Regions from separate parts of the Homo sapiens genome. Here region 2 is linked to region 1. A link is an interaction called in ENCODE POLR2A ChIA-PET data of the cell type or tissue named here. Cell type or tissue: GM12878. All regions are shown on one strand. Links, peaks and the distances in the headings refer to the core of each region. The heading gives the core; the rest is flanking DNA.

Region 1 (7,900 bases), core at 1,169-6,168:
GGAGGATTGCTTGAGCCCAGGAGGTCGAGGCTGCAGTAAGCCAAGATCACGCCACTGCACTCCAAGCTGGGTGACAGACGGAGACCCTGTCTCAAAAAAAAACAAAAGAGAAAAGAAAAAAAGCTATGTTCACAGTATATGGAGTGTGTGTGTGTGTGTGTGTCTGTGTGATGGAGTCTCACTCTGTCGCCTAGGCTGGAGTGCAGTGGCACAATCTCAGCTCACTGCAACCTCCGCCTCCTGGGTTCAGGCGATTCTCCTGCCTCAGCCTCCCAAGTAGCTGAAACTACAGGCATGCGCCAGCACACCCAGCTAGTTGTATTTTTAGTAGAGACGGGGTTTCGCCCTGTTGGCCAGGTTGGTCTTGAACTCCCAACCTCAGGTGATCCACCCGCCTTAGCTTCCTAAAGTGCTGGGATTATAGGCATGAGCCACCGTGCCCCACCTAGTATATGGAATTTAATTTAGAAAAATAGAGTTGCTAACAGTGGTTTTTAGTAAATCCTTGGGATTAGTGACATGAGAGACTAGAATCTTCCTTGACTGTGTCTCTGTGGAAGCTTCCAGCAGTGCTGCCCCTGAAGCAGGAGAGCGAGCCTCTGTCCTAAGATTGCTACAGGATTCCGATTCCCTGTTCTTCCCATGGCTACCCCAGAATCCTTTCAAGAGGCCCCCAGACCCAGAAGATGCTCCCTCCATTGCTTGCCTCAAGTAGCTCGCCGTGGTAGAACCAATGTCTGCAGAAAGGTCATTGCAAGCCCGGCTTGGCTTCTTCCTGAATGTCAGTGAGAAATGCTCAGTGCTTGAGATTCTGGGCCTCGAAGATGGACTGGCGGTTGGTTTTCCTTCCCAGGTAGGCAGGGACTTTGGACAACTTGCTCAGCCAGCCACAGCCCTGCAGTAAGGGAATCGGGCTTACAGCGGAGTCCGTGGGGGCGGATGGCTCTGTGCTCTGTGCTCGGTTACCATGGTGATCAGGTGCCCTGCGCTAGAGTGGCCTCGCCCATCTGAACAGCAAGCTGCTGGCCCAGGAGTCTATTTTCTTTTCCTCACTGAGAGCTCCCGTCAGCCTTTTCCTGCCGGGCTCTGTTGCCTTGTCTGTCCTTCCGTTTTCCTTAATGACTTAGACGCCAATTTGCCAAAAAGGAGAGAGAAACTGACATTTCATTCACATCATCACTTTTTCCTCTTGGTGGATACAACTGGTTCTGAATGTTCCTCTAAGAATCCGAGCATGGGGGTGACGGGCTTGGGCATTAAGGAAATTTGATGCCATTTTTAAGCAGCAGCGTCACTAGTGACCCACCACTTTTTCTTAGACACTGTTGAGGCCTTGAAAAGGCGTAAGGTGAGCGGTAGGTTCCATGCCAGTCATGAGTAACTTTTTTTTTAAGAAAAAGGATTTTTAAGAGACAAATCTTCAGATCAGTTACCTGTTCATAGATTTCCTGGTACGTCTTAACTTTCTACAAATATTTTTTTTTGTTTGCTTCTTGCAAAATGCCCAGCACCTTGGGATATAAAGGGGGGTGTAGTTATAACCAGGGTCATCTTTGATCTCATTTGGAAAACTTCATTTCAAGATGGAGTTGCAGGTGGTCCTTGGGGACTGATTCTGCAAGCCCCTTTTGTCTGTCAGTCATTCCAGGCTTCATCCCTCATTTCTGGACCTCACACTACTTAACCATACCAAATGTTCATAGAGGAGAAGGTAGAGGCTCATTAAGGCTTGTTTGCTCAGAGTGTGGCCTTCTTATCATTTAGCAATTTATTGTATCTTATTCTATTTATTTTATTTATTTTTTATAGACAGACGGGGACTCACTCTGTTGCCCAGGCTGGAGTGCAGTGACACAATCACAGCTCAATACAGCCTCAATCTCTCAGGCTCAAACAATCCTCTCTCCTCAGCCTCCTGAGTAGCTGGGACTTATAGACACTTTCCACCACACTCAGCTAATTTTTTTATTTTTTGTAGAAGTGGGTCTCTCTTTTTTATTCGTTTTTGTTTTTGTTTTTTGAGATGGAGTCTCGTTCTGTCACCTGGGCTGGAGTGCAGTGGCGCGATCTCGACTCACTGCAACCTACACCTCCGGGGTTCAAGTAATTCTCCTTCCTCAGCCTCCCAAGTAGCTGGGATTACAGGTGCCTGCCACCACACCCAGGTAATTTTTGTATTTTTAATAGAGATGGGGTTTCACCATGTTGGCCAGGCTAGTCTCCAACTCCTGACCTCGGGTGATCCTCCCACCTTGGCCTCCCAAAGTGCTAGGATTACAGGTGTAAGTCACCACACCCGGCCTTTTTTATTCTTTATTTCCAAATACCCAAGTAACCTGGTCTCTGTTGCCAGGGCTGGTCTCAAACTCCTGGCCTCCCAAAGTGCTGGGATTACCGATGTGAGCCACCATACCCGGCCACTTTGTAACTTTTTAATGTGGGAGCGTTTCATTGCTGTGGCTAACAAGCTGTTACGTCTGCATTCACACTGGCTTCAGGTGTATTATGGCTATCCAGGTGGAAGGATGGTCCCCTGCCCTTGGCTGAATCGTGAAATACCCAGCTCTTTCCTGGCGTGTTAGGAATGATGGGTTCCAAGCCTTCTCTGCTGCCTGTTGCTGTTCCCAGTCAGCCAACAGAGTATCAGTTGCCTCTTTGAGAAGACAGCTGCTATGGTCTGTCTCTAATGTGGGTGGTCCAATGTGTGCCCCTCTTTGACGTGAAGCCCACGGGGCCGTGGGCTGTCCATGACCTTGTACAACCAGGAGATTCCCCTTGGCTGCAGCCCCTATCGCGGACAGGTCCACGTTCCTTTTGAATGTGCATGCGTATCATGGTCATGGCTCTTAGCTGGTTCCCACCAGACAGCCAGGAACACGTGTCCAGGGCTCGTGAGCTTTGAACTCTGCAGTAAGATTCTAAAGCAGTGTCCTTGATAAGCAGTCAGTCGGCTCTCCCACATTCATGGCTAACAGTCAGTGTCGGGGGCATGTGGATAGCATGTTCATAGGGACAGGAGAGGCTGATTGCACCCCTGGGCATTCCACAGCACTGTCTAAAGCAGGCAGGGGCCAGGCGCGGTGGCTCACACCTGTAATCCCAGCCCTTTGGGAGGCCGAGGTGGGTGGATCACTTGAGGTCAGAAGTTTGAGACCAGCCTGGCCAACATGGTGAAACTCGGTCTCTACTAAAAATATAAAAATAAGTCAGGCATGGTGGCTTGCACCTGTGATCCCTGCTACTCAGGAGGCTGAGGCAAGAGTATCACTTGAACCCAGGAGGTGGAGGCTGCAGTGAGCAATGATAGCATCACTGCACTGCAGCCTGGGTGACAAAGCGAGACCCTCTCCGCCCGCAAAAAAAGAATACCTCTTCAATTGGAGACATTAAAGAATCAGCTTTTCGGCTGGGCGCAGTGGCTCACACCTGTAATCCCAGCACTTTGAGAGGCCGAGGCAGGTGCATCACCTGACGTCAGGAGTTCGAGACCAGCCTGGCCAACATGGGGAAACCCCGTCTCTAGTAAAAATACAAAAATTAGCCAGGCGTGGTGGTGCACACCTGTAATCCAGCTCCTTGGGAGGCTGAGGCAGGAGAATTGCTTGAACCCGAGAGACCCAGGTTGCAGTGGGCCGAGATTGCACTATTGCACTCCAGCAGGGTGACAAGAGTGAAACTCCATCTAAAAAAAAAAAAAAAAAAAAAAAAACTCAACCTGATCTCGGCTGAGCTAAGATGCAAAGGGACTGGCTGTGCCACTGTGAACCCTTCCAGAGGCAGGTGAGGCAGGCCGCGCGGGAGCAGCACGGGAAGTCCCGGCTGATGAGATGAGGCTGGGGGGCCGCCCCAAGAGCCACAGGAGGAAGGGCACATGCGCTTCTCAAAAGTTCCTTGATGTGTGATGTATAGGGATCACTCAGGGACCTTGCCGGAAAGCCCCTTTGTCACTGTGCGTGACCTGCTTGTTCAGTTCCCCAAGCGCCTCCAGATGCTTGTGGGATTCAAGATGGGGGCTGGCCACATGTTGCTGGAACCAGCACCCTGTGACATTTATGCAGGAGAACATGGGTATTTGAAGGGTCTTTTGTTCCTAGGACAGCCCTGCCTGGGGGACCCTGCACACACAGATCCTGCACAGATGTCAGGGGCAGCCAGTGCTGAGTACCACAGCCCACTTTAGGTTTTGTTTCAAAGCAACAAACGTCGCTGTCATCAAGTGAGCAAGGCAGCCTACGCAGGCTGCCAGCACCGCCCCAGCACCCTGCAGTCCCACCTTCCAGCACCACTCGTCACACACCCTTGGGGAAGGCTGCTTTGCCAGAACTCGGCCCCCCAAAGTCTCTGTTCCTAGAGCAGAATTTGTCCCTGTGCCTCACCCAAAGAGAGGGAAGTCATAGCCCAGAGTCACCGATTTATTTGACTTTTTTGTTTTTATTATGATTTGCAGGATTTTTTCCAAGAAGTAAAATGCACCATAGTTACAAAATGCAAGCATTCAAACTTACAGTCTTTTTAAGAAATCGGTCACCATCCCTCCCTCATCTTCCTGTCACACACCACCCCCACCCCCACACCCCACCCCACCACCATCCCCAGTTTGTCATGTGTCCTTCAGGACAGTCATGCACCTAAATATTTATTCCACGCAGATGGGGGGCGTGCAGGCCTCAAAAAGGCCGTGTGCCTTGCTTTTCTCACTTAGTAACACACCGTGGAGACCTTCCTCCATCAGCACATGGAGAATTTTCCCTTTTTGTGTGTACATGTGTGAGAGGGAGTCTCGCTCTGTCACCCAGGCTGGAGTGCAGTGGCACAATCTCGGCTCACTGCAGCCTCCGCCTTCCGAGTTCAAGCAGTTCTCCTGCCTCAGCCTCCAAGTAGCTGGGATCACAGGTGTGCACCACCACACCTGACTAATTTTTTGTATTTAGTAGAGACGGGGTTTCACCATGTTGCTCAGGCTGGCCTCGAACTCCTGACCTCTGGTGATCCACCCATCTTGGCCTCCCAAAGTGCTGGGGTTACAGGTGTGCACCACCACACCCAGCCAGATGTCTGCTTTTAAAACAGAATCTAGTCGCATCTTCCCACCTCCTTTGGTGGAGATTGTCCCTTGCAGATGGTGCAGGGTACTCCTGGTGCCGCAGTCCTGTGAGAGGTGATCTATATGTGCCTTTCCAAAGTCTCGACTTCTACAAAATGCTATTCCATCCTTGGAAGTTGCCTGTTCATTGACCAATTCCTTAAAGTGGACACAAAACCTTGAGCTTCCAGAGTAAGACTATAGGGCCTAGGTCATTGCTTAGGCCATTTGGGGCCAAGCTAGTATGGAACCAGGCCAACTAGGCTAGACACAGCCGGCGAGGCTGAGGGCTCACATAACTCTCGTTCTTCCCGTCGCTTTCCCTGGACCCTCCATCCTGGTGCTCCCTGGTTTCCCCTTCTGAAAAGGCCCGACAGGCCCAGTCCAGCTTGTAGACACATCCCGTTCTCTCCCCTTCAGGCTTTCCATAGAAAACAGAATTTACAGCACATTGGGCATTCAGTACAAGAGGCAAAAGTAGGTCATAGGAGCAAATGAGGACTTCAGTTTTCAGTGGTTGAATTCTAGGGAAGGAATGAAGAAGCTTAAATGCCTAGAAACCCTCAGGTGATTGCAGAAAGGGGGGTGGGAATAAAACAAGGGAGTCCACATGCTGGTGTGGTCTCTGTGCCACTCACAGAGCTGATGTCCGTAATCCTTAATCAGTAAGTGAGGCCGGGCTCAGTGGCTCACACCTGTAATCCCAGCACTTTGGGAGGCCAAGGCGGGTGGATCACCTGAGGTCAGGAGTTCAAGACCGGCCTGGCCAACATGGCAAAACCCTGTTTCTACTAAAAATACAAAAAAATTAGCTGGGTGTGGTGGCGGATGCCTGTATTCCCAGCTACTCGGGAGGCTGAGGCAGGAGAATTAACTCGAACCCAGAGGTGGTTGCACTGAGGCGAGATCACGCCACTGCACTCCAGCCTGGGCAACAAGAGCAAAACTTCATCTCAAAAATAATAATAATAATAATAAGTGGAAATGGTTCCCTTCTCTTACGGATGGAGTAAACCAAGGCTCAGAGATAAAAGGTGATTTGCCCCAATCAAGAAGAAGGTGGTGGCCAGGCGTGGTGGCTGACGCCTGTAATCCCAACACTTTGGGAGGCTAAGACTCAAGGATCGCTTGAGTCCAGGAATTTGAGACCAGCCTGAGCAACATAGCAAGACCCCATCTCTACAGAAAATTTAAAATTTAGCCGAGCATGGTGGTGTGCGCCTGTAGTCCCAGCTACTCAGGAGGCTGAGGCAGGAGGATTGCCTGAGCCCAGGAGTTGAATCAGCAAATCAGTGACAGCATGGAAGCCACATTTACTAGGTTTGGCTGTTGGAAAATGTGTAATCCACCTGGCCTAGGCTGCATGGAGTGTCCATGCTCCTTTGAAACCTCTTCTGGTCTAAATTCAGTGAACGTATACACACTGGCTTGAGGTCCTCTGCCTGCTACAGGGCAGCCCTGCCTTTCAGCTGTCACGGCCCCCCGGAGCCATGCCGACACCCAGGCCCCAGCCCCATGCGGACTGGCCCGAGGGACCTGCCCCGCTCCCGGTGAGGATAAGGAGGGGAGTTTCTTAATGGCATTGCCCTGGATAGATTGGGAGCCAGGCAGGAGGCTTCCATCGGGGCCTCCTCTAGATTTTGCGTTTACTTCTTCCCTTTGGAACCGGATTCCTAAATATAGCCCGAGTCTGAATTGGCAGATGTTGGGTCTGTCCTTTCCTTGACGGCCAAAATTAGTCTGTCATTTGGCACCTAAATAAAGCAGCCAAACTACCTTTATACCAGCTTTGCAATTAGGCGGTAGTTGGAACATTCTATTTGATAAGGAAACTTTTATGGATGCCTTAGCAGCACCTCTGAACCCAGGAGGCTGAGGAGAGAGGACACCCGGGCCCCAGAGGGACACTCCTTCCTCGCCATCAGGCCTTCTCATTCCAGAGTTAAGGTCAATTTTGTTCCATGTGGCTTAAAAACACCTCGTGAATGTGGAAAAGACAGTCAATGCTCCCCAGAAATAGCATTCTAAGAGCATGGCAATGGTTACTCCAACTTTTTTTTTTTTTTTTTTTTTTTTTTTTTGCAAGCAAAGAAAAATCTGTCCAGAGTGCCTGGAGCTGGGTTAGTGCAGGGACTCCCCAGGGGCAGCAGAAAGATGTTATAATCAATTATCACATCATAACACTGATGTATGATAATTACTGAGTGTTTCTCCTGAGATAGTGCAGCATTTGGCTGGGATGCCGCTCTTTCACGGTCCACTGCCTGATTAATATGCAAATAATAGGCTGATTGCATGATGAATGCAGAAATGAGTTCGCTGATAACGTGAGCACCGAAGCGGGAAGATGATAAATTACTTTTACTGACTGTCCTACATTAAGTACCCTTTCTCAACAATTTCATCACAAATTAAGTAAAGCAGTATGGAGAGATTAGGAGGACGTGTAAAATAATGTACCTTAATGGTTTTTCTAATACCATCGTGGAAGACGAAAATCTCAACTTGGTTCTGCCCGGGTCTTTGTAGGGCCAAGTGAGTTCACTCACCTGGGCATTGAGTGGAAGACAGGAGGCACCCCACCACACCGGCGTGTTCCACGGGCCATGATCAGCCATGGATTCTCTGAGGAATATCCCATTGCAGCCCAGACATTACCCGCACACTGGGCCAACAGGCAGCATCATGGAGGGAGGAGGACAGGCTGCTCTCGGGGCAGACGCAGCATCCTCCACACAGATGGGCACCCCCAAGCCTGCTGTCCACCATGTGCCTGCAGGAAAGGAGCATTTCTGGGCTGCAGGCCTGGAAGACTCG
Region 2 (7,900 bases), core at 1,325-6,324, 180 kb before region 1:
TTCTAATGGCAAGGTCAGTAGCTTTCCTCAGATTCTCAGAAGGCTTCATCAACTAAAATGTAGGCCTAGCCCGGTGGCTCATGCCTGTAATCCCAGCACTTTGGGAGGCTGAGGTGGGCGGATCACCTACGGTCAGGAGTTTGAGAACAGCCTAGCCAACATGGTGAAACCCCGTCTCTACTAAAAATACAAAAATTAGCCAGGCATGGTGGTGGGCACCTGTAGTCCCAGCTACTCAGGAGGTTGAGGCAGGAGAATCACTTGAACCTGGGAGGTGTAGGTTGCAGTAAGCCGAGATCTCGCCACTGCACTCCAGCCTAGGCAACAGTGAGACTCCGTCTTTAAAAAAAAAAAAAAAAAAAAAAAAAACATAGTTTCAATGCCTAAACTTTCAGTAAATAAGATATTATCTTAGTCGAGTCTTTTCAAAGTTTTTGAAGCACTTTCTCAGTTACTTCATTTTAAATAAAATGCTCTGAACAAGATCATAAGCATGCACCTATGGGATGTCCTGGTGTTTCGAAATGGGCACTGGTGGCATGGGATAAAATTTATTGTGACTCTGTCAGATGTGGATTCAAAACAGGCTGTATCTCCGACTTAACAGTGCATTAAAATGGCAGCTAGGGCCGGCCATGGTGGCTCATGCCTGTAATCCCAGCACTTTGGGAGATGAAGGTGGGCGGATCACCTGAGATTAGGAGTTCCAGACCACCTTGGCCAACATGGCAAAAACCCATCTCTACTACAAATACAAACATTAGCCGGGCGCCTGTAGTCCCACTTACTCGGGAGGCTGAGGTGAGAGAATCACTCAAACCCAGAAGGCAGAGGTTGCAGTGAGCTGAGATCTTGCCACTGCACTCCAGATTAGGCGACAGAGCGAGACTCCATCTCAAAAAAAAAGAAGAGGCAGCTAAAATACAGTGCAGTGGCCCAGGTCCATTTCAGATAGAAACAGCCAGGCAAACCCCCCATTCTAGTCTATTTTATTCTAAGCAGATTATCTCACTTAGACTGACATCAGCAAAAGCTTTAGTCTGTAGCACATTCAAAATGAGGTATATGTGACCAGGAGTTAGTAGAAATAAAACATCGTTGTAGGCCAGGTGCGGTGGCTCACACCTGTAATCCCAGCACTTTGGGATGCTAGGGTGGGCACATCTCTTAAGCCCAGGAGTTTGACCCTCGCCTGGACGACATGATGAAACCCTGTCTCTACAAAAAAATACAAAAATTAACCAGGCATGGTGGCGTACGCCTGTAGTCTCAGCTACTTGGTAGGCTGAGGTGGGAGGATGACTCTAGCCCAGGAGGCAGAGGTTGCAGTGAGCCAGGGTTGTGCCACTGTGCTCCAGCCTGGTCAACAGAATGAGACTCTGTCTTCAACAACAAGAACAACAAAGAACCACCTCGTTGTATTCTTAAATAAGTTTAAATCCTGAAGCGCCAGTTGGCGTTATTGATGTTTTAGGAGTGCAGGAATGGGTGAGGTCCCAGGCTTGCTTTAGATAGTGATAATTAGCACTGACTGCCACGCTGTTTTTAGGAGGCCTTAACCAATGTTTCCCTTCTTTCTCCTTCTCAAATGGCTGCTTCCTGACCTCCGCCTCCTGCTCCAGGATTTGCGCAAGCAGGTAGCGCCGCTGCTGAAGAGTTTCCAAGGAGAGGTAAGCTTTTCTATTCATTTTCTATCCTGAGCCACCCTTCGTGGCTAATTGGTCTTTTTATTCACATTAAAGAAATGCTCCGGGCAAAAGGTGCTGCCCAGATGGTGCCTTCCCGGCTGCTCCGACCCAGCGTCATGCAGATTTTGCGCTCTGTGATGTGATTTTCCATTGGGTCCTTGGTGAAAGCCCTCCTGGAAAAGGAAGCTATGCTCAGAATACACAGAGCTGTGGTGGATTGCCAGCAGAAGTGCCCCGTGTGTGGTTGCAACAGGCAGGTTGTTGGCGCTACGGCCTTCAGGAGCCCATGCATCCCCTCTAGGAAGTCGCCTTGTCCCCCTGAGCTGGTCTGGGGCTGCCACTGCCATGAGTGTGTGCCATAAGTGTGGTGCTTTGCTGAGAGGCTGGCGGGGGCACAGGGAGGCCACTTGATCACAGGCTTGAAACACAGAGCATCTAGCAGAAGCCACGAGGAGCAAGCCTAGGCTCAGTAGAAGGAAGTGGTTTCTAACGGATCCTTCCAGAGAAGGACGGAGCCATCTGGCAGACGGCACGTGGGTGGCAAGTCACCTGGGACATCCGCCCTGGCTACCTGTTAGCGGGAACAGCAGCCATAGAGGGGACTGGGCTCCACGTGAGTGACACTCTTTGCCAGCCCTTTGTGTGAAGATTCAGTGATGTTTAGAAAACCAGAAATTATATTATTCTTGCGGATTTATTGAATCTCACCTCTTTAGCTTCTCCCGACGGAAAAACAGAAAGTGGAATCATAGCAGGCTGATAAGGAAAGGAAACGAGACATTTCCAAAGCCCCTGAAAGAGCCCATATTGGTACAGTCTTAGGGATTTTTTTTTTTTTTTTTTTTTGGCGACAGAGTCTTGCCCTGTCACTCAGGCTACAGTCCAGTGGTGCAATCTAGTCTCACTGCAACCTCCGTCTCCCAGGTTCAAGTGATTCTCCTGTCTCAGCCTCCCCAGCAAATGAGATTGCAGGTGTGCACCACCACACCCAGCTAATTTCTCTATTTTTAGTAGAGATGCAGTTTCACCATGTTGGCCAGGCTGGTCTCGATCTCCTGACCTCAGGTGATCCACCTGCTTTGACCTCCCAAAGTGCTGGGATTACAGATGTGAGCCACTGTGCCTGGCAGGGATTTTATTTTCTTGCAACTGCTAAGTCACAGGGAACACATGGGGGAAGGGACAGGAGAGATATGGCCGTGAGATACAGGAGAGATATGGCCGTGAGATACAGTAGGTTCCTCTTGGGACACAGGTGATGTGGGCCTTATATATGGAAGGCTGGGTTCCTGGTCCCAGAGCTCTAGAGCAAGTTGTCGGGCTTCCATTTGGGAAATTCATCAACTGGGAGCGAGAGCAGGGAGTGAGTGAATGAAGGAGGCCAGGGCGATTGTAGCCAAAGACAGAGAGGCGATTTCAGGACATCAAAAGGGACCAGCGTAGAAAGAAGACACAGCAGTTGGTGATGGCTGGAAATTTTCGAGGGCAGAACAGTACCCCTCTCTTCTTATGATCTTCTTCCTGCCTCATTCAGCCCCCATGCACGTAGCTTGGTCCGGCCAGCAGGACACCTGCATCCCAGGGCTTGGATGGACTTGAACAGTCTTTTTCTCAGAACTTCATCTCCAAGCCCGTAGTTGATGAGTGAGGCTGTTACCTGACACCTACCCACATTTGATCTTACCTGTTCTGTTACCTGTCCAGCGGCTTTTGGGAGACCCACTGGCTTCCTAGTTCTCTCGCTCAAAGAGTTCAGTGTGCTTTCTAGGTGTTTGCTTGTTTTTCTTTCTTATTGAAAAATTTCAAAGCTGTGTAAAAATGGAAAGATTAGTACAGTGAATACCTGTATGCTTTTTTTTTTTTTTGAGACAGATTTTCACTCTTGTTGCCCAGGCTGGAGTGCAATGGCACAATCTCAGCTCGCTGCAACCTCCGCCTCCTGGATTTAAGCAATTCTCCTGCCTCAGCCTCCCAAGTAGCTGGGATTACAGGCATGTGCCACCACGCTCAGCTGAGTTTTGTATTTTTAGTAGAGACGGGGTTTCATCATACTGGTCAGGCTGGTCTCTCATTCCTGACCTCAGGTGATCCGCCCGCTTCGACCTCCCAAAGTGCTGGGATTACAGGCGTGAGCCACTGCGCCCGGCCCACCTATATGCTCTTTACCCAGATCCACAGTTGCTAACATTTCACCCCATGTACCTCCCCCCTCCCCTCCCCGCCCACCACTTTTGCTGAACATTCAGAAGTAAGTTGCAGAAGCAGGCACTGTGTCCCTCAAACACACGTGGAAGGCTCCCGAAGTTAAGGAATTATTAGCATTCTCCTACATTACCACAATAACCACAAATATCACACCTGGGAAAATTCACAGTAATTCCAGGTCATCTCATATTTGATCCAAAATCAAATTTTTCCAATTATCCCCAAGATGTCTTTTATAACGGCCCTCCTCGCAACTGAGGTCCAGTCAGGTTCACACATTACATTTGGAAATCTGTCTATCTAATTTTCTATTTTAAAAAGTGTTTTTTTTTTTTGAGACAGGGTCTCGCTCGGTAACCCAGGCTGCAGTGCAGTGGTGCCATCATGGTTCACTGCAGCCTCCACCTCCTGGGCTCAGCAATCTTCTTGCCTTAGCACTCCCCTGCCCCCACCGCCAGATAGCTGGGACTATACATGTGCACCACCACATCCGGCTAATTTATTTTTATTTTTAGTAGAGACGAGGTTTCAATACATTGCCCAGGCTTGTATCGACATCCCGGGCTCAAGCCATCCTCCCACCTTGGCTTCCCAGAGTGCCTTGATTACAGACATGAGCCACTGTACCCGGCCCCTGCATTATCTCTTTTAATGTAGGACATCCTCTCCATCTCCATCACCTTCATTTCTTTTTATTTTTATTTTTTCTAGACAGGGTCTTGCTCTGTCCCCCAGGCTGGGATGAAGTGGCACAATCTCAGCTCACCACAACCTCCACCTCCCAGGTTCAAGCAATTCTTCTGCCTCAGCCTCCCAAGTAGCTGGGATTACAGGCATGCACCACCTCGCCCAGCTAATTTTTGTATTTTTAGTAGAGATGGGATTTCACCATGTTGATCAGGCTGGTCTCAAACTCCTGACCTCAAGTGATCTGCCTGCCTCAGCCTCCCAGAGTGAGTGCTGGGATTACAGGCATGAGCCACCGCGCCTGGCCTGATTTTTTTGTTTGTTTGTTTGTTTGCTTTTTTGAAGAGTCTTAGCAAATTATCTTGTAGATTAGCCCACATTCTCAGTAGGATAATGGGTTTGATTCCTGATACCTTAAATTTGAAATACCCAAGAAACATCTAGGCTAAGCTTCCATTTGCCTATTTTTTTTTAAAGGCCATATGAAAGCTAATCATAAATAAATACATAAAATTATCATAGATTTTGAACCCACAAAAGAAAGGTAATTTTTTGGCACCATTAATTAATATTTATCAAGCCTCCGCTAATTTATAAATAAATTTTATTATGTATACTTAAGGTATACAACATGATGCTATGGGATACATACAGACAGTAAAATGGTTATACGGGGAAGCAAATTAACATATGCATCGTCTCCCTTAGTTACTCTTTTTCATGTGTGTGGCAGGAGCAGCTAAGATCTCATTTAGCAGAAATCCCTCATATTGCAATTATATTTACTATAGTCCTTGTTTGCACATTAAATCTCTAGACACTCCCAGCATCATCCCTCCCAAAATGTGACATTTATATTAAATAATTTGTACTTTTTTTTTTTTTTGAGATGGGGTCTGGCTCTATCACCCAGGGTGGAGAGCAGGGTGGCATGATCTCGGCTCACTGCAACCTCTGCCTCCCTGGCTCAAGCGATTTGCCCACCTCAGCCTCCCAAGTAGCTAGGACCACAGGCTCTTGCCACCATGCCTGCCTAAATTTTTGTATTTTTTGGTAGAGGTGGGAGTTTCACCATGTTGGCCAGGCTGGTCTTGAACTCCTGAGCTCCAGTGATCCGCCCGCCTCAGCCTCCCAGAGGGCTGGGATTACAGGCATGGGCCACCACGCCTGGCCTGGAAGTGGTTTTTAAAATATTTTACTTCCATCCTTTCATTATGATGTGTTCCTATTAAAAAGGTGATCATGTGTGGAATCCCAGCAGTTTGGGAGGACAAGGCAGGAGGATCGCTTGAGCCCAGGAGATCGAGACCAGCCTGGTCAATATAGTGAGACCCCGTCTCAGTCTCATGCCTATAATCCCAGCACTTTGGGAGGCTGAGGCGGGTGGATCACCTGAGGTCAAGAGTTCGAGACCAGCCTGGCCAACATGATGAAACCCCGTCTAATAGACTAAACATACAAAAATTAGGCGGGCATGATGGCATGTGCCTGTAATCACAGCTACCTGGGAGGCTGAGGCATGAGAATCAGTTGAACTCGGGAGGCAGAGGTTGCAGTGAGCCAAGCACTCTAGAGCCACTGTACTCTAGCCTGGGTGACAGAGTGAGACTCCGTCTAAATAAATAAATAAATAAATAAATAAAAGTTTCAGATAATGAAATGATTACTTATAATTATTATAACAAAATCATAAAATGTAACTCACACTGAAATTAGATATCGATTGATTGATTATGATACCTAATTTTGGGTGTTTCACAAGCCCAGCAAATTGATGGGTGGTGTGGGGGAGGTGTACCCTTAATATGAAGTCCAATTTAAAGCTTATTCTAGCCCAACAATTTAGACAATCCCTTTAGTAAAGTAATGCACATACCCTCTAGGAAAATGCTGTCTTTCCACTAGTCTGGCCAATCCTTGCTTCTCTCCCTGAGAAGGGGCGTGTTATGGAAGGTTGAGGGGATGAGGGGCTGGCTCAGAGAACCTCTTGGTAGTGGGGGACAAGTGTCCTCAGGGAGGAAAATCCTCTTAAGAAATAACTTGAGTGCTCGTATTAGAGAATAAATGAAAAACAATCTATGAACTAAGCATCGGCTTTATAAAATTACAGTAGGCTGGTATGATGGCTCACGCCTGTAGTCCCAGCACTTTGGGAGGCCAAGCCAGGAGGATCATCTGAGGCCAGGAGTTTGAGACCAGCCTGGCCTAACCTAGCAAGACTCCATCTCAATTAAATAAATAAACAAACAAATAAATGTACAACAGAATAAGTTCAAATAGAATGAAAGAAATGACAAATATAATAATAAACATAAGAATAGAAATGAATGAAAAAAACAAAGAGCCAGGAGAGAAACATTGCAAAAGTCATTTATTTGAAAATACCACTGCAACTGACAAACCACTGTACTCATCAAGACAAAAAATGTTAGGAATAAAATTGGGGATGACATTGCAGCTGCTGCAGAGATTAAAAAGATAAAGGGAATGTTATAAGCAACTTTCTGCCAATAAATACTGAAGTCGAAAAAGTTCCAAAATTCTGTAACTACCAAAATTGATTAAAGAAGAAACAGACAACTTGAATAGCTTTGTAACTATTACTGAAATATTTCCATAAGGTCTAGACAGTTTCCAAGAGAGTTTTATCAATCATTCATGAAATAGAGAGTTCTCATACTTAGCAGACTCCTTCAGAAAATAGAAAGAGCGAGCACTTCTTAACTCCTTTTATGAGGCTAATATAACCTTGATACCAAAACAAGACAAGAACAGTACAAGAAAGGAAAATTAAAAGTCAGTCTTATTGGCCACGCATGGTGGCTTACGTCTCTAATCTCAGCACTTTGGGAGGCTGAGGCAGGCAGATCACTCGAGGTTGGGAGATCGAGACCAGCCTGGCCAACATGGTGCAACCCCATCTCTACTAAAAATATAAAAATTAGCCGGGAGTGGTGGCAGGCACCTGTAATCCCGGCTACTTGGGAGGCTGAGGCAGGAGAATCGCTTAAACCCAGCAGGCGGAGGTTGCGGTGAGCTGAGATCATGCCACTGGACTCCAGCCCAGGTGACAGAGCGAGACTCCATCTCAAAAAAAAAAAAAAAAAAAAAAGTCAGTCTTATTATTGAATAAATACACAGAAGTCTTTTCAAAGGTATTAGTAAATTAAGTCCATCAAGCTTGGTATATCCCAAGAAGGCTGTTTTGTTTAAAATGTTCAAAACTTATTAACATAAATCCATGTCATTAGCAGATTAAAGGAGGAAACAATTTCAGTAGTTATATGAAAAGATTTTGATAAAATTTAAATCCATTCATG

Evidence for each region. ChIA-PET counts read pairs that join two places held together with the same protein. Peaks named below come from ENCODE experiments on the same cell type or tissue, not always from the same donor. Only the 100,000 strongest peaks of a DNase experiment are listed, where the experiment ranks them.
Region 2: POLR2A ChIA-PET joins it to region 1 with 7 read pairs; 3 of 35 experiments call an interaction of 5 or more read pairs at or near these places.

Annotation. Positions count from the first base shown.
Region 1 is chr7:102,208,095-102,215,994 of GRCh38, forward strand. The region is part of intron 20 of CUX1 (cut like homeobox 1); the gene reads left to right. Among named protein-coding and RNA genes, the nearest start is that of SH2B2, 75 kb to the right of the region's middle. RefSeq lists an enhancer at 3,691-4,000. In GM12878, for the core only: no CTCF peak of the experiment used is centred there; a DNase peak (open chromatin) is centred at 3,917; H3K27ac peaks cover 2,570 bases.
Region 2 is chr7:102,026,476-102,034,375 of GRCh38, forward strand. CUX1 (cut like homeobox 1) reads left to right here. Exons shown (of 24, transcript NM_181552.4): 3 at 1,623-1,670. Among named protein-coding and RNA genes, the nearest start is that of CUX1, 210 kb to the left of the region's middle. RefSeq lists an enhancer at 4,186-4,235. In GM12878, for the core only: no CTCF peak of the experiment used is centred there; a DNase peak (open chromatin) is centred at 4,396; H3K27ac peaks cover 1,287 bases.